4 separate regions of the Homo sapiens genome follow, and regions 1, 2 and 4 are each linked to region 3. The links are chromatin contacts, found by Hi-C or POLR2A ChIA-PET in ENCODE. All regions are on one chromosome and are shown on one strand. The core of a region is the stretch at or near the end of the contact, and the rest is flanking DNA. Distances in the headings are between cores, read along the strand shown.

What was found. A loop is a pair of places that touch in the nucleus more often than their neighbours do. ChIA-PET counts read pairs that join two places held with the same protein, here RNA polymerase II (POLR2A). Pooled maps may share reads with other maps.
Region 1: a loop to region 3 is called in a pooled map, with 2.1 times the contacts of the local background. The contact joins two enhancer-like sites. A Hi-C loop is called at or near these places in 2 of 37 single-sample maps with no recorded cell type and 3 of 50 pooled maps. POLR2A ChIA-PET finds 5 or more read pairs at or near these places in 2 of 52 experiments (activated CD8-positive, alpha-beta memory T cell and activated T-cell).
Region 2: a loop to region 3 is called in a map with no recorded cell type, with 19 times the contacts of the local background. The contact joins two enhancer-like sites. A Hi-C loop is called at or near these places in 1 of 168 maps with a recorded cell type or tissue (transverse colon), 14 of 37 single-sample maps with no recorded cell type and 4 of 50 pooled maps.
Region 4: a map with no recorded cell type shows a loop between it and region 3 (3-fold over the local background). The contact joins two enhancer-like sites. A Hi-C loop is called at or near these places in 1 of 168 maps with a recorded cell type or tissue (GM12878), 19 of 37 single-sample maps with no recorded cell type and 13 of 50 pooled maps. POLR2A ChIA-PET finds 5 or more read pairs at or near these places in 1 of 52 experiments (activated CD4-positive, alpha-beta T cell).

The regions. Positions count from the first base shown.
Region 1 is chr2:8,453,409-8,460,873 of GRCh38, forward strand. No RefSeq gene overlaps it. Among named protein-coding and RNA genes, the nearest start is that of LINC01814, 130 kb to the right of the region's middle. Within about 2 kb of position 4,328, at least 10 of the 41 ENCODE cell types and tissues checked have a DNase peak (open chromatin) inside an H3K27ac peak, as active enhancers do.
Region 2 is chr2:8,377,946-8,385,469 of GRCh38, forward strand. No RefSeq gene overlaps it. Among named protein-coding and RNA genes, the nearest start is that of LINC00299, 53 kb to the left of the region's middle. Within about 2 kb of position 2,291, at least 5 of the 41 ENCODE cell types and tissues checked have a DNase peak (open chromatin) inside an H3K27ac peak, as active enhancers do.
Region 3 is chr2:8,230,602-8,237,729 of GRCh38, forward strand. All of the region lies in intron 7 of LINC00299 (long intergenic non-protein coding RNA 299), which reads right to left. Among named protein-coding and RNA genes, the nearest start is that of LINC00299, 94 kb to the right of the region's middle. Within about 2 kb of position 4,355, at least 4 of the 41 ENCODE cell types and tissues checked have a DNase peak (open chromatin) inside an H3K27ac peak, as active enhancers do.
Region 4 is chr2:8,056,701-8,063,548 of GRCh38, forward strand. LINC00299 (long intergenic non-protein coding RNA 299) reads right to left here. Exons shown (of 9, transcript NR_034135.1): 8 at 3,648-3,705. Among named protein-coding and RNA genes, the nearest start is that of LINC00298, 83 kb to the left of the region's middle. Within about 2 kb of position 2,156, at least 2 of the 41 ENCODE cell types and tissues checked have a DNase peak (open chromatin) inside an H3K27ac peak, as active enhancers do.

The DNA.
Region 1 (7,465 bases), core at 3,078-5,577, 220 kb after region 3:
ATGTCCTGAGCAAGGTGCATGTGTGTGATTGTTGCAGGATAAATAGCAGCCATTGTTGAGATCTTTCTCCTCTGTCACTGCTCACATCCTTTAAAAGAATTGTGAAATTTTGATCTGGCGTCCTTCTGGGCTTACCAGCTGGCATGGTATTAATGAAGAGACACTGGGTCATAATTTTGGTCACAAAACAGGCCATGTGGGGAAAGATGTGTTTGAGAGAAGCCTATATTTATAAGATTATCTGGAAAATGTGAACAATTGCTAACGAAAGCGATTTGGCAAGGGCATAAATGACTCAGGCCCGTTCCCGTTTCTAGAAAAACAACTCAGACCACTTTGTCTCCCCAAGACTATGAATGTGGCAGTTGCTGTGAGCTGCAGCCCATGATACATGCTGTGCAGACCAGGGGTCTCCATCACCCATCGCCCTTCCCTATGGCCACACTGAATCGGCACATGCTCCGGTGACTCACAGGTTCCCAAGCCCACCCCCCAGAGCTCTCAGTCCAGAATTATTGCCATAAAGGGATTCATGGAGGAGAAAGAATTTCAGAAAACATCTTCAGGACTTGCACCTGAGAATGCAAGGGCATTCCAAGTGAGAACAGGTGCAGCCTGGCGGGCCGCATACGCGCTTCCTGCTGGAGACATCCCAGCCTGACCCGCTGCCCGGCACTCACTCATCAGAAGCACATAGCACGCCTCCGCCCAGCCCTTGGCTTCATTTGGGTATTCCAGAGATTTTCCTTTGACGAGTCATGCTACACTCGGATACGCATGGAAACTGATACAACCGCCATACTTTCCATTGTTTTATGTTCAAAGAGCTGGGGGTATGTTGATTGATAATCTCCTAAAGCTGCATTTCATATAAACTTGGAGCTAGTACTGACTAGACCTAGACCAACACCTCCAGGAATAGGTTGCCCTTCAGTGCAGCCCTTGCCAGGGTAAACAGTTTATGATACCGATGTTCAGATCCAGTTTCTTCTAAAACACAACCCAAGTTTCACTATCCCAAGCTGTCTAAAGACCTGGAAGCTCCCATGAAGTTAATCAGTGATGCCAATGTGAATCCACTAAGAAATGGGAACCCCAGAGCACACATTAGCAAAGGGTGTCCAGTCAGTCTCGCAGTGAAACAGGTCAATTATATTTTCTCCCTCACTGTCTCTTTTTTAAAAAATAAGAAAATTCCAAGTCACATACCAATAGCTGGATTAAGATATATGGCTCAGCCAAACAACACAGCAGTGAAATGACCGCCGCAGGCCCTCACCACATGGGCTGTGCCTCCCAGCCCCCATCCTAAGTGCTTCACTTACATTCACTCATTCAACCCTTACACCCACCCTGTGAAGCTGAAACTGTTATTATCCCCAATTGGCAAAAGAGGAAACCAAGGCACAAAGAGACTTAAGTCCTACAACTAACGATTGGCAAAGCCTGGTTCCAGCCCAGACAGTCCAGCTCCCGACTCCACATTTTTGAACACAAATATTCAGGACGTGCAGCCAGACAGCCCCAGGTGGCAGGCCAAGGATGACAGAGTTCCAAAGTGAAGGGAGAGGATTTGCAGAAGCATAACAGCTGTTACACAAATGCTATAAAATCTGCCCAAAGCCACAACCCTCTCCAAGACAGCAGCATCTCACCACCGCACACCCAGTGGATCACAAGATTCGCTCTTCTCTTTCCTCCATTCACCTGTCGCCCAGTCTTGAGACACCCTAGCACCATGGTGCATCCTCACATGGGTGAGCAGGGCCACTGCAGCAGGAAGAGGGGCCCCTGCTTTATGGAGACCAGGAAAGTCAGCGGCTCTAGTGGCTCTCTTAGGGCCATTCCCCAGGGAAGGCCCGCCGGAGTCCAGCACCCCTTAAAGTTCCTCTGGACGTTCCCTGCAAAGTGTAACCTAAGGCTGGGTCCTGGCCTGGATGCCTGCTGTCTTGCCTGGCCTCCACCACACTCAAAGACTGTGAGCTGTGACCAGTGGAGCCGGGGTATTGCCGCAATGACTCCCCGCTCACAAAGACACAGGAAAAGCACCAGGCTGGGGAGATGGCCCTGCGCCTGCCTCCGCCTCCCATTTGGAAAACACACAAAGAAAGGGAAATGGTGCTGTCCAAGATCAGAGCAGACATGGCCAACCAAAGTAGCAGACAAGGAGATTTCATGAGCTCAGTGGGGTTCTTCCCCATGTCGATGGTCAGCGAAGAGTTCAACATTTTCATTAAACACCAGAAAGTATGTCTTGGAGAATTACTGGTGAGAAACCTTCTAACAGAAAAACTTTTTTGGTGTTTTTTTTTTTTTCATCTTGACCCAGATACTAAATACCACATAACTGACACGGCCCCCTTGGAAGGCCCTCTTCATGTTGACCACAGTGCTGAGACACTCAGGGTTGTGCTCAGACCTAGAAGTCAGGGGCAACTGACTAACAGAGGCGCTTAGGCAACAGCGCCTGTCTTCTGAGGATGCTTAGAATATTTTTTCCCAAGTTCTTTGAAACTAGGACAGGCTCTCTCCGACAGTGCGATGGCACACGGAGGGGACGCTGCCATCTCAGAGGCCATTCGACACTGGCACTGTCCTGCCCCTAACACTGGTTCCCCTGGTTCTCCGGATCTCGCTGGGAGGGGACAGCAGGCAGGGACGCATCCCAGCCTCCCCTATTCACCGTTTAGCACAGGGCCAGGCAACAGAAGGGACTCTCACAACGGGCCTTATTAGAGCACAGTGCACACTCAGCAAAAAAAGACTTTCTTCAAAGGGTTCTGGGCAGGAAACGTCAAAGAATGAAGTATCTTGATAAAGAAGGCAACCAAGAAAATGAAAGCAGTCTGCTTTCGGAAACTAAACCACCCTCCCGCTTCCAACCCGGCAAGCCCTTCAAAGGCTCCCGCACGCAGGCCTGTCTGCAGCATTAACCCAAAGCCAGGCTTCTCCCTGCCCGTACAGAGAGCATCAGCAATGCTCCCACCGCCACCCCACCCCACCCAGGCCTGCAGCCTCACCAAGCGGGAGAGGGGCCGGGGGTGCTGCAGAGGAGGCTGGATAAGGCCGGTTTTCTTTGTAAGGTAGCAGATCCCTGAGATTCCCTGCGGGCTCTTCCAAAGCGCGGACTCTGGCCAGAGTTCACGGCCCCTCTGCAGAAGCTTCAACCACGCTGTTCACAAACCCAGCTGAGCGCTCTTACCCAAGGCTGCAACATCCATCATCCGCTATTTCACGGCTCATTTTGGGGACCTAATTTGGAGATGGGCAATGGGCAAGTTGCCCACTAAGCCAAGGGAGAATAGAGGCGCTTAAAAATTGTATGACAAGAGGTGCTTTGTGGCCCTCCACAGACTTGGGCAAGAATCACGCGGACCGCGGGCAGTGGTGCCCACCGAGAGCACCTGGAAGGGCCAGCGTCAGGGGGCGCGCTGGTCAGGCCCCGTCAGGCCCCGACTGCAGCCTCGTCCACTGTGAGGCTGGGGGGACGCCTAGTCGCTAGCTTCCCCGGTCTGGGGCCGCGCTGTCTGAAACCTCTCCAGAGGGGAAACTGAGTTCTCTCAGCTGACGAGGTTTCCAAGAACCCCAGTCCCCAGGGCCCTAGAATGCTGGCTGTGGACCGATGGGATTCTTAGACCCGGGTCACCTGCGTCAACAGCCCTGGGCTGGGCGGAGGGCAGCCCCGCACCTGCACCTGCCCGGCCGCCTAGGGGGTTGGAGGTGGCTCCACCGGACTCCTGTCGGGGCGCAGCCCGGACGCGCCCGGCGGGCGTGGAGGCCGCTCCCGGGCGGGGTAAACGGGCTGGGGCGCGGGGTTAAGGGGCGGGGTGGGGCGGAGGCTGTCTCCCGCCGCGCCTGCCTCGGATGAGGGCAGCACCTGCTGGGCCGCTGAACGCCCTCCCCTCTCTCTACTACCCACCCCACCACCACCCCGAACACCGCCGCGCCGGCTTCTGCGCTCCCTGGGCCCGATGCGGGGGACGAGACGTGGGTGCGGGAGTAATGGAAGGTGCAGGGGAGGTCGGCGAGGGGGCGGGGGTGGGTGCAGGGAGGGCTGAGCCCGCTGTGCAGGTCTGCGCAGCAGCCAGGCCACCCAATCTTTGTGTTTTTTTTACCAACTTTACTGAATACATATTTAGGAGCATGCATACATACATACATACATACATACATACATACATACATACATCTTTTTTTCAGCCTTTCAGGAAACAGAAAGAAGTGTTGAGAAATAAGTAAGGTCTCCTTTACGTGCTGAAATTGATTAAATAAATAACCGAAGAAGCGCCAGGGAGCATCCTGAGCCCGGGTTTGCTAGCCTTCCTCCCCGCGGTGGGTGAACCCATAAAGTGAAATAAAACATCCAGGCCGGAACCAGCGAAGGCGACGTGGAGAGATGCGACTGCAAACACAATCTGCCCCCAGGAACACCTCCCCCCTCAGCTGGAGGTGTGGACAAACAGGAACCAGCGATAGCATTCTTAAAAGGTTAGATAAGGAAGGCAGGTGCAGCCTACCTGGTATTTATCTTCTTGGCTTTTACTTCCTAGAAATATTTATCCTTTATTACCTACTGTACTATATTTAGGACCTCATTGGGTTTCCGGCCGTTTTCTGTTTGGACCGGTTTTTTTCTTGTTACCTTGTTAATATAAGCACGCAGGTTTAATTCCGTTTAAGACTTGTGAAGGATTCTCACCCCTACCCCCATCCCACAGTCTGCCGTCTTACCAAGTCAAGTCAATTTCACAGGTGTTAAATAACATTGAATAAGAAATATATAATCAGCATAAAAATTAAGTGCTGCATGACAACACAGGAAAATACCTCATATTCTGCCTAGTTTCTATAACATTTCTGTGAGCGGCCAGGGATCCTGGCCCCACTATTGCAGTATTTATTTTCGTACTGGTTTTTCATGTATTACTTGAAAATCCTAATTTCCAGCTTAGAGAAGGAATGCATTTCAAATGCGACGTGCCAGCAAGTTGAAGGGCTGGAGAGAAGATTTAAGTCATTTTTTTTCCTTTCTCCAGACTTTCTACTCCAGGTGGGAGTGGGGTGGCTGTTCTAATGGGGTCAGGTTTGAGACTAACGTGCATTTATTGGCCTGCCCCCACCTCTGGTTTTGTAGGTTGTTTTTGTGTTGAGAGCATATTTCATACTGAAATGAGAATTACCACCTTCCTCACACCGCTACTCACATGCACAGAAGACGGGGAGCATGAATGTCTGATGCTCATGTTCTCACAAGTGCCAGCCAGAAACAAGCAGGACACCAGCCCAGACCCCGCACCCCACATGGGCCAGAGCCAGTCTGTGACCAGACCTTCTGCTGTAAGCTGTCGTAACGGAGTCCCAGCTCTGAAGTGATGTCAGGACTCAAACTCAGGCCCCTGGGCCTTAAACATTTGGGCATTAAATCCCATGCCCTCACCACCTAAGCTACACTGACTTGACCCGGCAGAATTTTGCAAGGAGTTGCACACTAACTGGCATCCATGGCATAAACCACATCAGTCATGCAAGTGGAATTTTCAAAAGCCAGAATGAGTTCCCAAACTTTGACTTGGCTCTCATAATCCTAGTGGTCCCTTCCACTTTAGGAACATCACGTCCTTCCCAGGCTGGTCATACAGGTTTCCTGCCACTACTCTGCATACATGCACACACATGCATCTGATACTTCAAATTCACCCAGGCATTCTTCTCAATAACTGATGCCCCAAAGCAATTGGAAATAGAAAGTAGTGACTTTGGACCACTTTTTGATTTCATTTGGCCCTTTAAACACTACTTATTTTGATGAAATAAGCGTGGTTATTCAGTAACCTAGGCTGTATCCAGTGCTGCGTCCTGATCAGGCTAGGTGTTCAGTAAATATTAATTGTTGGACCCAAATGCACTAAAAGAGCCTCTGGCATGATTCTCCCTTACAGCTCTTCAATCTGGATGTTCCCTAGGGGCTGAAAGGTTTGTTCTGGTTCCTGGTTCTCCTCCTCCCTCTTCCCTCTGCTTATCCTGGGGACCACTACCCATGAAGGCAGACCCCTGTAATCAACATAAGCCAGGCTCCAGGAGGGTCTCACAGGACATTGACTTTGCCTTCTCCTCTAAGACCAGCACAAACACAGCCTGAGACTCACCTTCCCAAAGACCAGCACTGCTCACCACCAGTCTCCACGGAAGTCTGCAGTAGCTATAATTAAGCAAGGCTTCCAGGCCAGTAGGTGTTTGCTGAGTGAATGAATGAATGAATGAATGAATGAATGAATACATAACATAAATAATAAACAAGGTTGCCGCCAGTTGGCCCCTTCCTCTCCATCCTTTTCTCTCTGTATTCTTGGACCAGCGGTTGGTTCCCAGGTTTTAGATTGTATAGATCACTTACTTTTTTTTTTTTTTATCTGAGGGCTGTATGGAGTTTCTAACTTTTAATTTTGTCAAGGAAGGTTATTTTTGAGGGACCACTATCCCCATCGTTTCATAAAAGAAACAGCAATTTTCAAAAATACAAGGCTATAAGCTGAGTGCATTTAGGAAAAAACCGTACCATACTTTCCCTTATTTCACCCAGACCATTGAGAACTCTATGGAGAAGTTAGCCCAGTCAGTACCAGTGGGGGAACCTCCCTCTAGGTCATGCCCTCTGCTGATGGCCTCACGTCCCAATCCTGTGCCGTTCCCCAACACCATTCCGTGTACCCCAACTTTGGTGTCAGCAATGACCTCCTTCTTTGTCTCAAAGTTTCCACCTCTCTTCCTTTAAACCCTGCAAAAGTTCCCAGTTACTGTGAACTAGCCTAGACCTTCCTCACACACCAACATTTGGGGAAGGAGATATCTCTCCCTGCTGTTGACAGGTCCCCCAAATCCATGCATCTCTGTATCTTAACACTCCCTTTTAGTTCCCTCCACCCCCCGCTGCTCCATGTTCCCCAGCATCCAGCCAAGTCCTGTCCATATTATTGATGGACTGATCCTTTCCACTAAAGGTAGAGAAAATGAACGCTGAGATTTCTTTAACTGGCAACATAACTTAACTAGATCCTTCAAATCTAGTCACTGTCCAAATATGATTCCTTACAACTGATGTAATAGGCCAATTTATTTTAGAGTCTGAATAAATATCAAGTCACTTTGGCAGCTTTGGAGGTTACCTGCCATGTCGTCAGTGTGCCCAACACAAACAGTGCCACAGAGGTGTTCTGTCTTTTAGACATGAAGAAGGCAGTGTCTGAGTTGTTTCCTTGGCCTAAAATGACCTCTGCCCCCTCCAAATCCCGTCCCCCTCTCAAAACTTAATTCAGGTCCCTCCTCTGTGGAATCTTTCTTGCCTATTCCAGCTCTCTTGAATCTCTTCTGCCTCTGAATCCAACATCACTTCTAGTCCTTCAAATTAGCATTTTATTATCAGGTTGTCTTGTCTTGTTCACCACGGTTTCACGTGGGTTATTCTGGT
Region 2 (7,524 bases), core at 1,041-3,540, 150 kb after region 3:
TGGTACAGGGCCTAGGCTCTCTGGGGTATCCTTGCCATAGCCCTGAACATGCTCTGTTACCAGAGTCTCTCTTTCCTGAGAAGCCCCCGCTCCTTGAGGGCATAGATTCCATTGTCCTCATCACTATATTCTCAGCACCAATTACAATGCCTGGACTGCAAGAGGTATTTCATAAACGGTGGATGAAGGAATGAATGAGCAGTTTCAGAAACATTCTGGCTCTCCCTTTACCCACCTGGCTCAACCTCAGCTTCCCCCTGGGATTTCTATGGCATGGCCACTGTCTTAGCTAAAGTCCACTAAGCACTGCTTACAGTGCTACCAGCAACTATATGCAAATCTAGAAAATCCTGACAATCGGTAGGACATCTTTAGGCCATATCATTCTCTAATAGATTCATATCATGATTTATAATTTGAGTAGAAACAGAACATTTGGTATTCAGTGAAAATAATTTGTTTTGGGAAAAAAAGGATAAAAATATCCAAGAATACCCAAATCGATAGTAATAGCATGCAGATGTTCTTTGTCATGAACTTTACTGTCAGCGCACTGTTAGGAATTCCCTTCTGTCCTTGAAAGAATAGACTTCGAGTTCCACCTGAAACCGCAAAGTACACAAATGCAAAACCGCACACACTAATGGGTACAAAATCATCACCAAACCAAAAACAGGTAGTAGCTTACAAGATGACAGTCTGTCTCAGTCATTCTAGGCAAAGCCTCCCATGCATGGTTCTCTGAGCCGTTTGCATCTCTTTCCTTCTGTTGGTTTTTGGGCATTTTTCTACTCTCTTGATCATTTCAGTACCAGCAGGAGGGTAGGAGAGGCAAATAGAGATGAAATCATAATCCTCTTTCCTTCCCCCTCATGGTATTTATGATAAAAGGCTTGAGGGAAAAGAGAGCTAAATTTAAGAGCTGAAATGAGGGCTTTGAATAACCCTAGGGTTTTGATTATTCATGGCAATGGCTCTCTCCTGTTTTCACAGACATTTGATTCAAGTCAACAAGTGCATCCTGAGAATCAATTCTTTCCCATACAAAGTGCTAGGCATTTTGAGAAATACAAGAGAACCAAAGATTTCAGCTCTGCTCTCAGGAAGTTTTTTGTCTCTTGAGCAGTACAAGGTTGACATATGTGAAATAACCATGAGCCATTAAGACAGTAAGGATAATCAAAGATCCAAATAAATAGAATAAATACACGTATGATGGAAATTCCCAGCGTCAGTTGCACACGCTCAAACTGGCTCTTCTCTCTCATCCCCAGCTACACAATGGCTGATGAGAACTGGCCTAGAATCTTGTCTCCCTCTTTTATAATATATTAACACCAAGAGCAGCAATACACCAAAGTTCAAATATGGTAACAAAAATGATGACAATGCAAGATTTTTTACTAACAAAGATACCCTGAGAGCCTGGCAACCAGGCCACGCCAACATCGAAAGGAATTAATTTTTTTGGTTTCCAGCACTGAAGCTTCTCACTCAGGATTCCAACAAACCACTCTCCCTGGTGACCTGAAGACCCAAACGGTCACTATCTCATCCCTGCCCCGTAAAGAACGTCACACAAGGGCACTTGTTCTACAGTCGTGGTCAAATAGCCAGTGGGAACGCTTTGTTCCAATTTGGAATCTAATTCTGTGATACGTGTAGATTATAATACATTGCAATTTTTCTTCATTCTCTTTGCATGTAAATTAATCCACTGCACTGGAACTACTACTTAAAACAAAGGGTGTTGATTTATAGTCAGTCTCTCCCTCATAAATCACACCTGCAGCGTGGTGCTCAGGGCCCGCCAGGCTGTGCCAGCACTTACCTTTTATAAATGATGTGGGGTGACCTCCCATTGTGAAGCAGCCTGATACAATCCCATTCTTCCTTCCCACATTCACTTTTCCTTGGCTGGTTATTCCCACAGGGACTTCAGACCCTGTGTTTGCAAGCATGCCAGTTGTGTTCTGTTTTGTTTTATTTTTTACATTAAGGAGTGTCAAAATTAAAATCTATGGCTTTGCCCCCCTGTATTTGCTATCTATGGAAATACAGCTGTGCCTCTTGTCCCCTCCCTTGTAACCAACATGCCTTTCAGCATCTCATCTGGGTCACTTTTAGAGTCAGAAGTCTGACCTTTCAAGAGCCTAGAGTGCGAGGGGGCAGCCGGCTTTCTCATTCAGCAGAGGAAGCTGGCTAATAACCACAGAAGTTCCCCCATGAAGTGTTCTGTTGGGTCTTAGGGGAGAAATGCTCAAAGTCCGTCATTTCCCGTGCATCTGGTTTCCCTGCCACTTTCAGAGACCTACAGGAAGCCAGGCGGAAGGCGTGTCAAGGAAGCAGGGACTCAGGATAGCAGCCATGCCTGGGAGAGCTAAAATCAGCCCTCACCAGACCCTTTCCTGATGGAGTAGGCAGTGTCAGGAGAGAAAAGGGTGACAACATGTTCTTAAAGCCCAGGGTAGTGACAGCAGGTCCCTGAGCCCAGATCTGAAAACGTATTTATCTTTCCTGAAGTCTTGAGATGTTAAAGGTTCCTAGTACAATACGCACAGCAGAGCTGGGAGCATCCCCTGTATATATTGCCCTGTTGTTAACGGCTGTTATAATGGTAATGGTATTGTTACAAGAAAAACTTTAGATAAATTAATTCAACAGAGTTTAATTGATCAAAGAACAATTCTCCAATTGGGCAGCGCTTGGAACCAGAAGAGAGGCTCAGAGAGCTCTCCACTCTGCAAGTGCGCAGGCAGCATTTATGGGCAGAAAACAGAAGTGTGGTACAGAAAGGGCCTGACTGATTACAGGCAGCCTTTGCCATATTTGAATGTGGTCTGAACAGCTGGCGGTCTGGGATTGACTGAAGTTCAGCTGCTGTGATTGGCTGAGACTCAGTTATGATACAAAAGTATACTTCAAAGGTGGGCTTTCAGTGAGTTTACATACTAAGTTACCTTGCAATTTGTTACCCAGGGACTCAAAGTAGGGAGGCCTCCTCAGGCCACATTTAGCTTAATTTAACAGTGTCATTATTAACAAAAGTGAGGGGTGGGCAGCTTCACCTTCCTGTTAAAGGGGATGGGAGCCTCTGGTCGGCCTCCACTGGGTCACCTCGGGCAAGCCACACAACCTCAGCAGGCGTCACTTTATTTTCTAGTGCAGTGAGCATAGGGGCCATGTTTTAACTTACTTCTAGCTGTAAAGTTAAATTATTCTGAGATGTATGCAATCAAGGAAGATTGATGTTTATTAGGAAAGCACTCCCCCAAAAATTTGGTGTAAGAACCAGTTAAGTGTTACCTAGTGGGAAACATTTGGGACATACTAGGTTTCCTTATGGCAGGCCTTCTCAGAACATTTTTTGGGTCTTCTTTTTTTTTTTATTGTTTTCTTTATTTTATAGGATTATTTAAGTTACAAAAAAAATACATGCTCCTTATAAACAATACAGAGGTTAGTTAATTAAATATGGATAACCTCACCTTCGTTACTCCAATACCAGCCCCAGAGGTAAATAACACTAGGGTTTGGTATGTCTGCATCTTCCCAAAATCTCAGGTCCACCAGGACTCTCTAGGAGGAGGATGGAGCAAGAAACCTTACCCAAATTGTTTGACCATCCTACCGTTTTTCACATAGCATCTCACAGGTCTGTGTCTTGCTCTGGTTTACATACTAAGGGAAATCTTGAAATAAAGCTAAGGATTGCTTTTGATGGAATAAGATTCTTTTACAAAATCTGTAAGAAATCCACACAGGTAAGAGGTCAACAAAAACAACACTATTTTGACCCCAGATCACAGGACCCATTCATTCTTTTTTTTTTTATTTATGTATTTATTTTGAGACAGAGTATTGCTCTGTTGCCCAGGCTGGAGTGCAGTGGCACAATCTCGGTTCACTACAACCTCCACCTCCTGGGTCCCAGAGATTCTCCTCACTCAGCCTCCCAAGTAGCTGGGATTACAGGCGTGCATCACCACAACCAGCTAATTTTTTTTTTTTTCAAGACGGGGGTTTCACCCTGATGGCCAGGCTGGTCTCGAACTCCTGACCTCAAGTGATCCACCTGCCTCAGCCTCCTGAAGTGCTGAAACCACAGGTGTGAGCCACAGCACCCAGCTGATCCATTCATTTTTAATAAGATTTGGGAGAATCTTTAAATCACCAAGATGCCACAAATAGCTTCTCTGAAGGAGGCTCTCAGACCCAGTGTCCAGGTTCCTCCCAGCTTGGGCTATCACTTACCCTGTGTGTCCTCAGCTTCTCCAAGCATCAGGGATGGAAGATGGTGGGACTCAAAACAACCCCTGCCACACACACAAAGGCTGGCAGAGGCTGACACTGTGATCATTAGGTTCCCAGCTCCAGCAGCCCCTGGCGCATAGCAGGTCCTTGGCAAGCACTGTTGAATTTGTGGAGGAATAAATACAACACTCATTAACAAAATGAGAAAACAGCTAACAAAAATGTAAGGCCCATCACCTGGCCTGGCCACTGGTCAGAGCCTCTGTTGTCCAGCTTGTAATATTTTACTTAACACAAAAAAAAAACCTCTGAATTCACCAGTACTATTCCTGTTTTGCTGAGGGTTCAAGTTTGTGTGACTAGAAGTCCAAAATCTTGGTTCTATAGCCTCTGATTACAAGCCAAGTCATCACACTCCACCACAGTTGCCTCTATCCTTCCTTCCTCCAAGTCCTGCAGTCTAATCCTTAGGGATTGTGGATTGGGCACGACAGAGTGCAAGACAGCTGGATGCAGGCAGCACACCTGAGGTCTGGGCAGATTGAAGGGTAACTGTGCGGTCTTTAGCCTAAGTGAGCTCTCACGGGTTTCACTCTATCAGCACCCCCACGACACTGTCTATTTCATCCTATCTTCCATCCAACCTTCAGCCTATTCTCAAATGAAAGTGATTCCATTATAGTGGCAACCTTGGACATTTTCCAAACATAAATAGCAACATTAACACATCATAACCAAAAACACAGGGAAAATATTACTACTACTGTGTGTCTTCCCAGGTCACAGACTGAACTTGATTAAGTACTGAAATACAAAATGTCCACGTTGGCCTCTAAACCATAGATCATTGAGATGCACTATCATTTATTCACTGAACATGTACTACAACATGTACCTGTGCCGGATCCTGAGTGAGACACCAGAGATACAAAGGTGAATAGGACAGGTGCCCTGTCTTCCCAGTAGTCACAGGCTGGAGAGGAGGCCAAACCTGCATTCAAACCATCACAGCACAGTGAGTACCTAATAGTGGAGGAATTAAACCCAGGTGTAGACAAAAACAGAATCAAAACAACGACAAAACATTTGCAATAAAATCCAGGAAAAAATAGAAAATATTTTTAAACTGAACCCTAGGAACTGTATTTTAGGCCCAACTATAAAACCTGCTCTGGTTTAGTTTCTGTAGACTTACAAGTTTCCATTTTCCACATCCAAATGTGCACAGAAGAGATTCAATACCTGTGAGGTTCCAGTGGATTTCAAAATGCACTCACCTCTTGGTAGTGAAACAAAAGCTTATTCTGGTGAAGAATATCTCATGATATGTATGGAGAAGATTTCAAATATCCAAGATTAGATTGACAGATTAAATATTTGGTGTTGGAGTAGTATAAAGGGTTCTGAATCTTCAGAGGGAATGTTCTCAGCAGAAGACACAGCAAATTCAAAGTCCCTGCAGCAGGAAGGGGCATGGCCCAGTACAGAATATTAAGGTCAGTGTGGCTGGAGACAGGCAGCCAAAGGGAAACAAAGACACAAAGGCAGAGAGTTAGATAGCACGGTAGGTAGTTGTTTTAGGACATGAGGACATGTCATCCTTTTAGGACATGAGGTAGTCCTTTTAAGATATGAGGCGTGGGGGAATTTCACCTTTTTTTTTTTTTTTTTTTTTTTGAGACAGAGTGTCGCTCTATCACCCAAGCTAGAGTGCAGTGGTATGATCTCGGCTCACTGCAACCTCCGCCTCCTGGGTTCAAGTGATTCTCCTGCCTCAGCCTCCCGGGTAGCTGGGACTACAGGCATGCACCACCATGCCCAGCTAATTTTTTGTATTTTTAGTAGAGACAGGGTTTCACCATGCTGGACAGGCTGGTCTCGAACTCCTGACCTCATGATCCTCCCTCCTCAGTCTCCAAAGTGCTGGGATAACAGGCGTGAGCCTCCGCTCTCAGCTCATCTTTATTACGAATGCAATATAAATCTATTGGGAGATTTTTAATAGAGGGGTAATATGCTCTGATATACATTTGTTAAAAGGTCATTCTGGCTGCTTTGGGGGAAAGGAATTTAGGTGGGAAAGACTGGTTGTAGAAAGGCCAACTCAAGATTAAGAGACAATAACGGAAAAGTCCAGGGAATAGCTGGTATTGGCTTGGTCCCGGGTGGTAACATTGGAAATTGTGAGAATGGTGAGACTAGAAAGATACTTTGAAAGTAAAGCCAGTAAGGTGGGGTGTTAGATTAGATGTGAGGGTAAAGGAAGTGGTTAATCCTCAATGAACCCTGGGTTTTTGGAATAAGAAACTGGGTGGATGGTGATGCCATGAAGCAAAATAAGTTTTGAGGGATGAAAGTGGGAATCAACAGCAGAGCTTTGGCCTGGTTAGTTTTGAGATGACCCTAGGACATTGAAGTGGAGCTGCAGAACAGACAGTGATGTGTGAATGTGACCTCCTTGGCAGGGTCTGAAGGAGGGATACCTTTATGGTTCATCACCATGCATCCTTTCACTGAATCTGCTAAGCAGTGATATGGTGAGTCTTGTAGAGTAAATAATTATCCACATTTTCCAGGGAGAGCACTGAGGCTCAGAGAGATTGAGTTAATTCAACAAAAGCCGCATCAACAGGTAAATCATACCTCTGAGAATACAACCTCCACCAGCAAGTCTAGTGCCCTTTCTACTACACCACAAAGAAAACCACAGAGAACGTAGCAAGAGAGGGCTAAGAATAATCTGAAATTAGCATATCGGAAATTCCTGTTTTGATTACTTACCCATTAATTTAAATTTTGGGCACTAAACTCAATTATAATCATTTTATTATTATTATTATATTATTATTATTATACTTTAAGTTCTGGAGTACATGTGCAGAACATGCAGGTTTGTTACATAGGTATACGCATGCCATGGTGGTTTGCTGCACCCATCAACCCGTCATTTACATTAGGTATTTCTCCTAATGCTATTCCTCCCCTAGCCTCCCACCCCCCGACAGACCCTGGTGTGTGATGTTCCCCTCCCTGTGTCCATGTGTTCTCATTGTCCAACTCCCACTTATGAGTGAGAACATGCGGTGTTTGGTTTTCTGTTCTTCTGTTAGTTTGCTAAGAATGACAGTTTTCAGCTCCATCCATGTCCCTGCAAAGGACATGAACTCATCCTTTTTTATGGCTGCATCGTATTCCATGGTGTATATGTGCCACGTTTTCTTTATCCAGTTTATCACTGAGGGGCATTTGGATTGGTTCCAAGTCTTTGCT
Region 3 (7,128 bases), core at 3,105-5,604:
TTGTAAAAGGTACTCTCCGTTTTGGCCCAGGCAATTAAACAGAAACACAAAAACTGCCCCCACAATTGCCTAATTGCAGGTGCAATCAGTAACTGGCAGGTGCAATTAGACAGGAACCTCATTCAGGAGCTGTGAGTGACAGATTAGTCAATTATTCAATAGTAGACACAATGATTTTCACATGCAGTTTTGTATTCAAAGCTACTCATAGACTTTAAAATTGATAAATGATGGGTAAGACTCATGAAAAAAGTCTTTCCCAAACTAATTGTCTATCATTACCAAAGAAGAGACTGATTTGATTCTTGACCTCATCTATGAACTTGAGTCAACAAAAGAGAACAGTCCAATCCCTGGCTTAACCCAAATTTCTTAAGAATCCTTTGAAGAATGAGAAATTCAGGATCGTCTTAGACCTTCTAAGGCCTCTCCTCACCTTAGCAGATCTTTAATACTCTTTCTGTCAAAGCACATGACATTGGAGTCAATCTAAAACTTGCCCTGCATGAATCATTTATTCAGCAAAAATTGTGAAGAACCATCTCTGTATCAGGGACTGAGATATGAGTGATAGGACATGATCTCTGCCAAGAGGTAATGAGATGCAATAATTGAAGAGATGTGAGGGCAGAGACAGAAGAGAAGGAACCCCACCCCGCCTAGAGTAGACTGGCAGACTCCATGGGATAGGAGCAGGCATTGGACAGAGTCAAACAACAGGCTTCAATGCAAAGGGGTATATATTTATGTGAGAGTATAATCACCTGTCAATCATCAGGGATAAAATGCCATCTAATAATAGCATATTCCGTTTCACAAATTAAAATGAATAATTCTTCTTTAAAAGGATGATTCTACTACATTGATTAGGGTAAACTAAACGCTTTACTAAATATACCTAAACATAGTTTTGACTCAAATGCCACAGAAATCCATTTAACAAGATAATAGATTTCAAGTCAAATAATCAATAATTTTATCAAGTATAAAAACACTACATACCATAAGTGAAAGACAAAGATCATCAGCCTGAATTTACAAAAAGCACAATCCAACTATATGCTGCTTATAAGAAACATACGTAAGTATAAAAAAACAGAAAGTTTCAAATAAACAAATGGAAAAAAATATACCATGTAAACATTAATTTTAAAAAAGCTATTCTAATCACAGAAATACCAAAGGGTACATTTCATTATGACAACAGGATCAATCCAACGAGAAGACATAACAACCCTAAATGTGAACACACATAATAATATAACCTCAAAATATATAAATTTAAGAATTGGTAGAACTAAAGGCAAAATAAATGAATTCACAATCACAGTTAAAGACCGTGAAACACACCCCAGTAACTGATGAAACAAGCAGCCATAAATATCAGTAGAGACACTGGAAATATGAACAATACAAAAACATGTGATGTAATTAGCATGCATAGAACACTACACCCAACAACTAAAAATACACGTTCTTTTCAAGTGCACTTATTCTAGGGCTAGCTATGACCTACTACTGAGGCATGACGCATTTGGTATCTCTGAATGCCCCAAGCATTCAGTGAGGCCTACTGACTTTGGCTAGATAGAATCTGAACATCTCCCAGACCTATGCCAGCTCTAGGAATCACAGACTTTACATCTTCCCTGTCCTTCTTGCCTGGCATCATGGAATTTCATCCTCTGCATGTTCACTTTAGTGATCAGCAAGGGAACCAAGAGAAAACCAGCACAGATCTCTGGCACTCTTTCCCTGCATGGCTCCTTCTAGTACCCTGTCCCACCAGTTCCAGCATCTCCACCACCTTGAGCCCTGGTCTCTGTCTTCTCAGCTCAGCAACACCACCATTCTCTGCCTGGAATCCTCTCCCTACACTGAGGTTGAGAAAGTGCTTCCAGGCGGGAATCCATGGCTGTTGGTTCACCTCATTTGTTTCCGTTACCTGCAGTCTATACTCCAGGGTCTGACAACAGTTGTTTCATAGAGTTGATTCAATTTTCTACTTGTTTAGAGCAGAATAGTAAGTTTGGGCCCCATTATTTCACTATGGCTGCCTGGGTTTTTTTAATCCCTTTAAAATATTTTATTGATCATTGATGTGTATGGGCTCACTAAACAATTTTGATAGAAGCATTTTTGTCCAGTTTCACCATTCTAGTACTGTTCATTTTTTATATTGCTGAGAATATACTTCATCTTTGTGATGCCATATACAGATCAGCTCACACAAAGTCATTAGGCTATGAAGGGCAGAAATCTTAGAATCTTGCAGTAGTTGAATTCAGATCTAAAAGGGTACTTAAAAGGTCTATTCCAACCCCTCATTTTCAAAAGTGAAGTAGTAGAAACTGACTAATTGTTCATTGAATCTGTTTCCCCTTCTTCCTGGCCAAAACTAGTATGTATTCACCAGCCTGATGTGCAATTAAGTATGGCCATGTTACTCATTGCAGCCAATGAAATGTGAACAGATTCTTCAATTCTTTCTTCATCTACCAGCTCGATTACTGAATGACCATGTGGAAGTCTGGAGAGCAATAAGAACACCCAACTGGCCTTTGTACAAATAGGCATCCTATCTACTTTTAAAGTGTGAAACCACTGGGAGTTGGCAGCTGCTCTTACCTTCATAGATGCATAAATGGGAACTGATGCCCAGAAGGGAAAATGACAGAGTCCATCAGTCTAAGATACTTTTCACACCCAAACTGTTTCCATATTAATTCTATAGCAAGGGCCAAGACCAGGCCTGATGTGTTGTTGAATCATTTTTCAGTACCTACAATAGTGCCTCTTCTTTTTCTTTTCTTTTTTGAGATGGAGTCTCATTCTGTCACCCAGGCTGGAGTGCAGTGGTGCAATCTCAGCTCACTGCAACCTTCACCTCCCGGGTTCAAGCGATTCTCCTGCCTCAGCCTCCCGAGTAGCTGGGACTACAGGCATGTGCCACCATGCCCATCTAATTTTTGTATTTTTAGTAGAGACAGGGTTTCACCATGTTGATCAGGCTGGTCTTGAACTCCTGACCTCTGATGATCCGCCCGCCTCGGTCTCCCAAAATTCTAGGATTACAGGCGTGAGCCACTGCGCCCAGCCAATGGTGCCTTCTTAATGTAGCTTTTCAATTTTTATATACTATATGCCAGTAGAATATGATGAAGGGAAAAAGGCTCATTCCCTTTCCGTATGCCCTAAAATAGCAGGGCCCAATCAGTAAATACCTTCATAACGTTTACCCCAAACATATCTGGCCAAGCACATGAAAGGGAAAAAGATCTTCATCAGAAATTGTAATCCAGAGTAGGCTGGGGGACTTTTTATAGTAGTGGCTATTTGCCCAGGAATTTTTAAAGAAGGGTAAATTATGAAGCTGAGCGAGTAATCAAGTACACCTTCATCTGAAGATTTAAATACCCATAGGTAGTACTCTGTGCAGAACTCACAGATGCCAAAAGTCAATTGTCTCTACCAGATAAGGACCTTGGTCATGTAACTTAGCCTCTGTGCAGCTATCAACTGGTTGCCCTTCAACTCCAAATCCACCTTTCTTTGACCTGCTTTGTAATACTCTAAGACTCGGCGTTGCCCTCTGAATAATGGGACATGACATTGACACTTGCTTTCTCTATGTCAAAGAATTCCTTGAGGATCAAACACAGCTGGGCACCAACGCACTGCATATGGTGTCAACAAATCACCTCTGTGTTATTATCATCAGCACACTCGCCCCAATCCTGGGGAACTATTTCATGTCAATACTTCTCTCACAAGAGGGAATTTCTGTCCCGGAAACATGTCAGCCCTGATGACACACAGTCATATGGAAATAGGAAGCTAACAAGCATTTCTCCTCTCTCCAGTCAAAGCAGCTGTTTCTACACCCTTCTGCTTTTGCACCTGCCCCCAGTGCTGTAAGTTCTATGGAAATTCCACCCTGGTGTCAGCTCCACACTGAGAGGAAGGAAGGAAACTCTTCCTCAGGTCCCTCTGACCACTGTGGGAACCAGTGGTCATCAGGGTTGAAATGTTTCCATGTTCAGGGGATGTAGGATGGTTTTCTCTCCCTCTTCTTTTATTGAAATAAGCTCTCAAGTCCTGTCATGAAAAGGTAAAGCTTTCCTTTACAGGTAAAGTCCTGCAAGACAGGGCTTGAGAGCAGCACCATTTCTGAGGCTATTTATACACCCACAGTGCCCAAGGGTCAGGTGCGGCCATGAGCATAAAGCCAAACGACTGAGCTCTGACAAGGCTGACTGATCACTCTCCGCAGATTAGTTATTTTCAAGGCAAAGAAGTGCAGGTGCATGGCTTCCTGCAACTGAAATGACTTGCCCAGTGAAGACAATGCAGGCACATACGTCGTGCTTCTCTGACACAGCCAGTACAGTGCAGAGAAAGTCTCTAACCACAAGCTGACCAGGCTGTGGCCTTGTGGCCCCGGAGTCCCAGTCTCCCTGCCAAAGCCCAGATTCATGGACCCCACGCAAAAAACAGGTGTGAGGCAGTGAGGGCGGTGAAATGGTCTCTATTGTTTTTATAATAATCTCTTCTCGTTTTCTATACGGCAGCTTTCATTCAGTCCATTAAATGCAATTTCCTGGCATCACCCAAGCTTGAAAGGCCAGATCAAAAGTACAGAGTGTCCCAGCTGTGTGGTCCTCGTTCAGACCGAACATTAACCACAGCCCTTGCAGATGATTTATTCCATTGGAGACATGGAGACACCCTGTGTGCTTCCTCTCTATGGGATTGGCTTTATTGTTCTCCCGGCACTCCAGTTGTGCAGACATTTCCTTCATGTGCTCGTCTCTCCTACAACAAAACAATTTTGCCCCTCCTTTGATTTTACACCTGTAGGGCACATAAATGGGGAGGACCTTGTGGAGCTGGGAGAGCCCATATAGCTCTGACAGACAGACAGACACACTGCCTGCCTCTGTGAAGAAAGTCCCTTTCAACCTCATGTTTTGGGAAATGTAGTAACTCAGAAAGCTGAATTCTGTGCCAATGATCACATTTTAAGATTATATTTAAGGAACCTAAAAGGGAAGATGCAATATGCTTGGTACACAATAGGTGATAAATAAATAGCAATAGTCAAAGTAATGGGGAAGGGCAGGGTGCAGTGGCTCATGCCTGTAATCCCAGCACTTTCGGAGACTGAGGTGAGTGGATTACTTGAGCCCAGGAGTTTGAGACTAGCCTGGGCAATATAGTGAGATGTCATCTCTACAAAAAATTTTAAAATTAGCCAGGCCTGGTGATGTTTGCCTATAGTCCTATCTGCTCGGGAGGCTGAGGCGGGAAGATGGCTTGAGCAAGGAGGATGAAAGTTGCAGTGAGCAGAGATCGTGCACTGCACTCCAACCTGAGAGAGAGAGTGAGACCCTGTCCCAAAACAAACAACAAAACAAAAAACAGGAAAAAAGGTAACGGGCGTTAGAGGAGCATGAGGGCTGAACCAAGGGCCCTGACTGTGACTGCAGCATTGGGCGATGGCCCCTAGCTTCGTTAGAGCCCAGAATCAGTGTTTGTTTATCTTTTAAGTTCATAATCACACTCATCTTTAACATTTTCTTACACCCATAAAGAGGTGGCAGAGGAAAGAGCACTGGACTAAGGGACCAAGTCTAAGGTCCTGTTGCTTTTCCTCCTTAATCAGCTCAAGTCATCTACCCGCTCTGGTCCCTGTCTGTTAAGATCAGGAAGGATAACCCTGACCTCCTACTTCCCAAGGGTTGTGGCAAAAACTAAATGAGACCAGGAAAAAAAAAAAAAAAGGCTTCAAGAAAGGTAAAAACAGTAAGTGGAAAAAGTTGTTTTTATCTATTAAACAAGATAACTAAAAAGTGTAACGAATCGTTTGGCAAAATCTGAATTAGCTCCAGAATCAGAGCTCTCCATGAGGACAATTGCTTTTCCCCTTCAAACACTTGCATGTGGCTATTTCAGCTTTATGGCCCTTGTATGTGGCTACTTCCCTATGACAAAGCCAACCACTCATAGGTAGAACTGCTCCATAAGCAGGCTGTCCATCTTTCCATTTGAGTTTTCCTTGAAGGAAATCAAACCATTTTATCCCATACTTTGAAATGGCTGCTGCAGGGCAGGCAGACTGAGGTGGGGGAAACTTGCATCTGTAGAGAATCTCCAGTGATGTAGCCAGGCCTTCTCTTTCTAGGTCTTTCCTGGATCTAGGAGAAAAACTGAGAGTCTGTCACCTTTAAAAGCCTGAAAAGAAGCAGCATCTACTCTCTCTGAGGGCTACTACCTGAGAGGCTTTGTCTACATACTAAGGTCACCTTTGCCACCCAGGCGTCTTCCTTTTCCTTCTCACAATCTGTCTTTCCACTAAATCCTAATTTACCACCATAACCTGTTTGGGGCCATGCTCTGAGTCCACATTCTTTTTGCAACCTCAGGAAGCTTCTGTACCTCATCTGGGCTTGGGGCTTCATTCTGAAGTTTCCCGTGTATACATGTGACATAAATGTGTACGCTTTTTCTCCTGTTAATCTGCCTCATGGTAGTGATTTTTCTGCAAACCTTTAGGGGGACAACCCTTGAGCCCCACACCCTCCTGGAATTTTCTACCTCCAGAATCAGGTAAACTGCATCCTCTTCCTCCAGTCTGACTCTTTAGTAACAACTAAAGCTTACCAAGATTTGGCTGCCAAGAAACCTCTGCATTTCTGTGGAGTTTCTTGAAGACCCTACTATCAGCAGAACGCATAGGAATGGGGTTATAATGGTAGACCAACAGGCAGTAGGGCAGATATTTTGGCTAGATGAACTGCCCTCTATTCATTCGTGCTCTCAGCAACCTGCTCCTCCTCCAAGAACTCTGAATACAGCCTCATTTCAGGAGAAACTCATTTTCAGGAGTTTTGCTGCTGTCACAAAAACTACTGTCATCTGAAACATTCATAAATAGATTTGCCTGCAATTAAGCGACATGAAATAAATGGTGAGGCCAATGATACCAAGAGAAGAGAAGATGTCATCTGTTTGTTAGTTTTTTTAAACCAATGAAGCCAAAGCTTTGGAATGCCCAAGTAAAAATTCAGTGTGTGCAGTGGAAGGCAGCATGACCCAGTTCTCAAACTTTCTTTGCTCAAAGTGCCC
Region 4 (6,848 bases), core at 906-3,405, 180 kb before region 3:
ACTGTTTTAATTAGTATCTGTACCAATTTGCATTCCCATCAACAGAGTACAAGCAGTTCCTTTTCTCCATATCCTTGCCAATGCTTATTATCTTCTGTCTTTTCAATAATAGCATCTTAGGAGGTAGGAGATGGTATCTCGCTATGGTTTTGACATGCATTTGCCTGACGATTAGTGATGTTGATCACCTTTCCATGTATCTGTTGGCTACTTGTACATTTTCTTTGGAGAAATATCTATTCAGGTTTTTGACCACTTTTTCATTGGATTGTTTGGGCCTTTGCTATGGAGTTGTATGTGTTCCTTGTATATTTTGGATACTAACCCCATATCGGATCTATAGCTTGCAAATATTTTCTCCCATTCCATAGAGTTGTCTTTTAATTTTGTTGATTGTTTCATTTGTCATGCAGCAGTATTTAGTTTTATTTAGTCCCATTTGTTTATTGTTGCTTTTGTTGCTTGTGTTTTTGGTATCATTTCCAAAAAGTCATTGGCAAAACCAATGTCAAAGAGTCTTTTCCCAAAATGTTTTGTCTAAGAGTTTTATAATTTCAGGTAGTTTTGGCAACATATTTATTAAAGAGACTATCATTTCCTCATTGTGGATTCTTGGCGCCTTGTCAAAAATTATTGATCGTATGTGTGTGGGTTTATTTCTGGGCTCTCTATTCTGTTCTATTGGTGTGTCTGCCTGTTTTTTATGCCAGCCATACTGTTTTTATTAGTATGGCTTTGTAGTATACTTTAAAATCAGGCAGTGTGATGCCTCCATCTTTGCTCTTTCTCAAGGTTATTTTGGCCGTTCAGAATCTTTTGTGGTTTGATACAAATTTTGGATCTTTTTTTGTATTTCTATGAAGAATGAACTTGGAAATTTGATAGAGATGGCATTGAGTCTATAGAATAATTTGGATAGTGTGGGTGTTTTAACAATATTAATTAATTATTATTGTTAATGTTGACCTCTTAAAATGATTTTGAAAGTATTCCTTTCTCTTCAGTTTTTTAGAATTATAATGAATCATGAATGATCAATTGGTTTCTCAGTTGTCTCTACTGGGGTTCTTTCAAATGAGTCATATTTGTATAATAGCCATATACTATTTTACAGGTAAGAAGGGATCAAGTGTTTTTATTAACTTCACAGAAATACTCCTCATGTATCTGGCTCTCACATTTGTATTCATTTTCTATGCTACATAATGAATCGCCACAAAATGGTGGATTAAAACAGCACATTTATTATCTTACTTTTTCTGTGGGTTAAGAGTCTTGGCATAGCTTAGCTATTTCCTCTGCTTAGCATCTCACAAGGCAGCAATCAAGGTGCGGTCTGGGCTACACTTCCATCAGAGGTTGGATGGGGGAAGAACTGCTTCTAACTTCCCTCAGATTTCCCTCAGATTGTTGAAAGAATTCATCTCTTTGCATTTGCAGAACTGACATTCCCAATTTCTTGTTGGCTGTTGGCTAAGGCAGCTCTCAACTCTACAGGTGTCTTATGGTTCCTTGTTGCATTGCCCTCCCATAAACTCTCTTGCAATATGGCAGATTCCTTCCTCAAGCCTCCAAGGGAGAGAAGTCTTATGTGTGCTATAAAGATGGGGTGTGTGTGTGTATGTTTGTGTGTGTATTTGTGTGTTGTAATATCCCATCACTGTTACCATATAAAATAGCCTGATCACAGGAAAAGATTAAATGGCAAGACCATAGGGCCACCCTACTAAGATCTGTCTGCCACAACATTTAAACCATTTATCTGAAACTCTTTTGGTAAGAAGCATCAGAAAATATTTACACAAGATGTAAATTAGAAAAAATATCACTGTTGGAGTATTGTCATGCAGGCCCTCCTGTGCTTCTTTGGGGAAGATTTGGGCAATAGAAAACCAACAACTCCCCTAGCAAAGGGCTAGACTTTCTGATAGAGAAGTCTAAATACAGACAACAAGTATTTCTTCTTTCAGTCCCAAGTGTAATGGCCTTTTCCCCTACTGCCAATTCAATGAAACAGTGCTAAAATTAGCCATTTGTTTTTGTTATTGTTATTCTTGTTACACTCCTTTGGCACTTAATACAATGTGTCCAACATAAACTTTGTCGTGTGCTTATGTCTTGCCTCCAGAGAGGAAGTGCTCTTTCTCTCCTCTGATCCAGTTGTGCAAAATCGGTTCCTCTTTCAGAGCTGTTATCATTTCCTGCCTTTTTTAAAGCTCTTTGTACATCTGCCTTGTCATTCCTATTGGTCTGAGATTTATTGGAAGTGAATGAAGAATGTTTTATTCCTCTCTAGCATCCTATAACAGCTAGCACAGAGCCTGGCATGTAGTAGACTCTCAGTTAATGTCACTGATTGGATGAATAAATAAATGAATGATTAGATTTTACTAAGGAAATTAAAACCTCTCTTGAGGGTATGCCTGAATTTTTGTATCATTTTACATGTTCCACATGTTTAACATATTTAGATCAAAGAAACCAATAAGAATCAACATCAACTCAATGACTGAAAAAGATGTCACATATTCAATTAGTTATTCAGGTCCCTAAGCTAATGTATGTAAATACAAAGATTAACTCTAAATCCAAAGTAAGCAGTTAATAAACAGATATTGACACACAGTCTACAGGTACACAATGAATGAAATCCCTCTTCTTTTCAGAAACACTCTAGATTAAAAAAAAAAAAAACACTGATCCAGAAAGACAACACCTGTGTCAACATCAGGGACTCCTCCCACCCGTGCACATCCCTCAGTCAATTCAAAAGAAGCGGAGCGTCCAGAGGCTAGAACATGTGCCAAACACCTCTGAATGTGCTGGTGCAGCCATCACTATAGAAAGTGCAGAAGTCAAAGACACCTGTACAATGACTGAAATCTCATTTACTGACCTAGGTATTTTAAAAATTCTATTTACCTGACCCTTTAATAAAAACACCTTTTTATTGCTTAAACATAATACTAAAATATGAGTAAATAACCTTGGCCTTTAAGAGGTGGATAAAAAAAGAGTTGGGAGGGACATATGAAGTCTGCCTTTTTTTTTCCTTTTTTTTCTTCTTTCTCTTCCTCCTTGTCTTCCTCCTTCAATCCAGAACAAAGTAGGCAAGTGAACACCAAGAAATGTAAAGCATACAGGTCTACCCGAGGTACAGAGGTATGGTTCAATGGAAAAAGCTCTGGACTAAGAACTAGAAGCCCCCGGCCGTAATCCTGATTCAACTCTGGACCCTAAATCACTTCCAATTATCAGCCTTAGTTTTCTCATCCATAAAAAGAAGCTGTTGGAGTAGGTGATTTCGCAAGTTCTTAGAAAGGTGTGATGCATTTGGAAAGAATTCTAAAGAGTCCTTACAATCAAAGTAAAGATTTGGAGGGTTGAAATATGTAGTTTCAGAATCAATAATAATAAGTTGTTTTTTACTGTGGAAAACCTCACCACTCTTTTCCAGATGGCTTTTTCATTAAACACCCTCAATATTATTTTTCACTGTGTTCTTGAGACTGCTTTCTAGTTTCAGTTCACACATATTTATGCCCTCTAAAATGTTCTCTAAGTTGGGAGTTCATCTGGAAAAAGTCAAAATGAAAGTGAAGCACCCCACCAAGCCCCCCACCAAAATCAAACTCACTGAAACTTACCTTCCTTGCTAAAAACTTCAGGTTCCTTTCTCTCCTCATGCCAAATTGTTCACAAAATCTAAACCAAGGAAACAATGAGATTTTAAACTGCATTACATGTTTTGTGAAACTCTCTTCTCCTCCTTCCCCAAGCTATCCACTTCTTTGTCTCTAAGGTAGAATATACTGAAAATAAAATGCAAGGATGCACTTAAATTCATATAAATTTTAGCACTGGAAAAATCTTTGGTTTAATCCAACTCTGTTACTTTTTTATTTTATTATTTGTCCCAGATTACCAAGATATTTTATAATAGATGTGAATTACCTGAAAATTCTCTGACAAGCATGGATAATAAAAACAAAATGAAAGAAGGCGGAATGTTTATTCATACCCATACCTAATATGTTGCAATCATTTCTATGACATATATGCCCTCATTTCTTTCACATAGCTTATTTCATTTACCCTTTAGCACAGGTGTGCAAGGTGGCCACTATTACCTTCATTTTAAAGATGAAACAGAAGGTCAGGAGAGCTATGTGACTTTCCTGAGTTCAACAAATAAGCTAAATGAGGAACCATGTCAGTGCTGAGATTTGAATCCACATCTGATCCCAAAGTTTGTGGACTTGCTCTTTTACCAAAGAGATATTCAGTAAGTTTAAAACATTTAGTAACTACATTGTTAAATTCTAAAGGAAACTCATTTTTTTTTCTGTATATTCACTTCCCAGAGCTTTTTAGGATATTAACCAGTCTCTAACACACAGTAGGCTTTGGTCCAACTAGTGTAAAACATGGTGCATAAATTCACCAGAGATAAAGAAAATATTAATACACGAGTAGCTAACCATTGGTGGCAAGTGACAGGAGAGGGAAGGTTTACAGATTTAGGTAAAGTGTTTTATTTATCCGAAGTTTTCTCTTGGGTATTTTCAGACTACCATAACTCCTTCTGAACATGAGAGACTGGACACATCTCTCTGTTCTTTGTGGTTACTCCAACCACAGACACGTCCAGAGAAAAAGTCTGCACGCCTTGTGCAACTTGTCAGAAGATGTCACCAATACACAGTGGTATGCCGCTAATGTCTAACAACCAGGTCTTTGGAGAAAAACAGGTCCTGATTTGTGGTATTTGCCAATTTCCATGGTGTAAATACAACGACCATGACGGATTCAAAACCATAAATATGTCATCGCAGACTGCAAGTAGGGAAGAAATGAACAGTAGCCCATGCTGTATAGTATTTCCACCGTACAGAAATAACAGGAGTAACCGCTAGATTGTGGGATATGGAAACATGTGGTCAAATGATTAGCAAGTGATGAATTTTGAATATTATCTTTTTATATAACCTTTTCCTTGTTGGTTAATATTAACTTGTTAAATTTTACCAATGCCTGTGTATAACAACTGGGTCACAAAGTTTCTGAAAACTTAACAGTCCACTCTTGTGAGCTGGTGCAAGCCAGTCCCAGCCCTCGACTGTGACTATTTCATTCCTGCTCTAGGTTTGTACTTGGGTGGATGTTTAGGGATTTGCTAGCATGAGTTAGGTGTGATTAGGTATACACTCTGCTCCAGCAAGATTCCAAATACGACAGTTTAACCTTAGAAAATAAAGGGTAATGTTAGGCCCTCTGTCTGAAATACTTTCTATTAGGGAAACAGCAGGAGCAGAGATCCTGGGACCAGGCCTGCTGTGCTCCAGGAAGGATGACATCCTGCTCCTAGTCCCTTCTACAGCAGCCTAGGTGTGGGGACAAGCACCCACGTAGCTGAAGGCGGCATGCACACACTTATACTCACTTGTCTATAAGCTTTCATTTTTAAACTTTCCCAACTGTAGAGCTCTGGAAAGATGTTCAAAACTGTGCTTTTGCAAAGTAAATGCTATAATCTGTTGGCTTTCTTTTTATCATCAGTAGTGCTTTCTCATCGTTGTCCAAACTTCCATAGAAAAGGTGAAAACCTTCAGAATAATTGCCACCCTGCCACGTGCTGGGCCTGGCAGCGTCACTCTGCTGGTGATTTCATGCGTGCTGGGCTTCAGAAGGCTCCCTGGCTCCCACTGTTTCCCACTGGGCTCTCAGACCCCCAGCTCTTCCCTCTCTCACAGGCGATCCTTCCCAGGTCTCTTTCCTGGCCCCAGACAATTCTCCCTGGGGTAGATGGACTTTTATTTATACTACCTGAGTCCCTTTTTGCTTTCGTTTTTCATTTGGTCTTTATGTATTTATCAAATATGTACGTGACACCTTTCAAAAGAGCAGATCATTCCATAATGCTTATTATGGAATATAATCCCCGACTCTCTTCCACTGTTCAAAAGCACTTTTAGCCCTGTCAGCTGACTCTATTGGTACTTACAATCATTTCTCTCTGTAAGTCGCTTAGAGTGCAACTTTTGCTTTTCTGTTTTAGACTGTATCTATTAGTGTCCTACAGCAGGAGATGAAGATTTAAACTATCACTTCCTGTATCCCCATCTTCCCAATATAGTTACATCATAGTCAATGTTTACTTAATTATGACCATGTAAACTCTGTTCATAGCTGAGCCATATAATACACTATGATTACTTTTCCATTCTTGAACAATTTTTAAGCTCTAAAATTAAGAATTGTATTTTCTGTTTGCTATGTTTAAAAGCAATTCTCATTTATTCACTCCCAAATTGTCTCCCAATTGTTTAAATACCCTTTTCATACACTGATGCATACCAGGTATCTATTTCTGTCATTGTCTTAGAGGCCTCTCTTTCATAGCCTTCTAACAGGTCCCTTTGGCCTCGTGTTGTTATCCTGAGATCTCAATGCGGCGTCACACTGAGGATTCTCTCTATGATTGAATCCTCTGTTCCCTGGATTCCATGTTTCTCACTTATTTTGATAAAATAACTCTTTTGTAGCCTCCTGAAAAAGAGGTCATAGAAAAGAAGTTTTTCAGACCTTACATGCCTGAAACTGTCTTTTGTCTAGCTTCATATATAATTTATAAAATATGATATGACATTGTAGTTGGGTTGGATATAGAATTCTAAGTTGGACATAATTCTCCTGAGATATTTGAAGGAATTTCTTCTTGACTTTTATCTTACAGTGTGCTCTAGAGAAATCTGAAGCCATACTGCTTTTTATCTTTAGTTAATCACCATCTTTTTTATTTTTTAACCTCTGGAGACATTCAGGATTTTACATTTAACCCCAGAGTT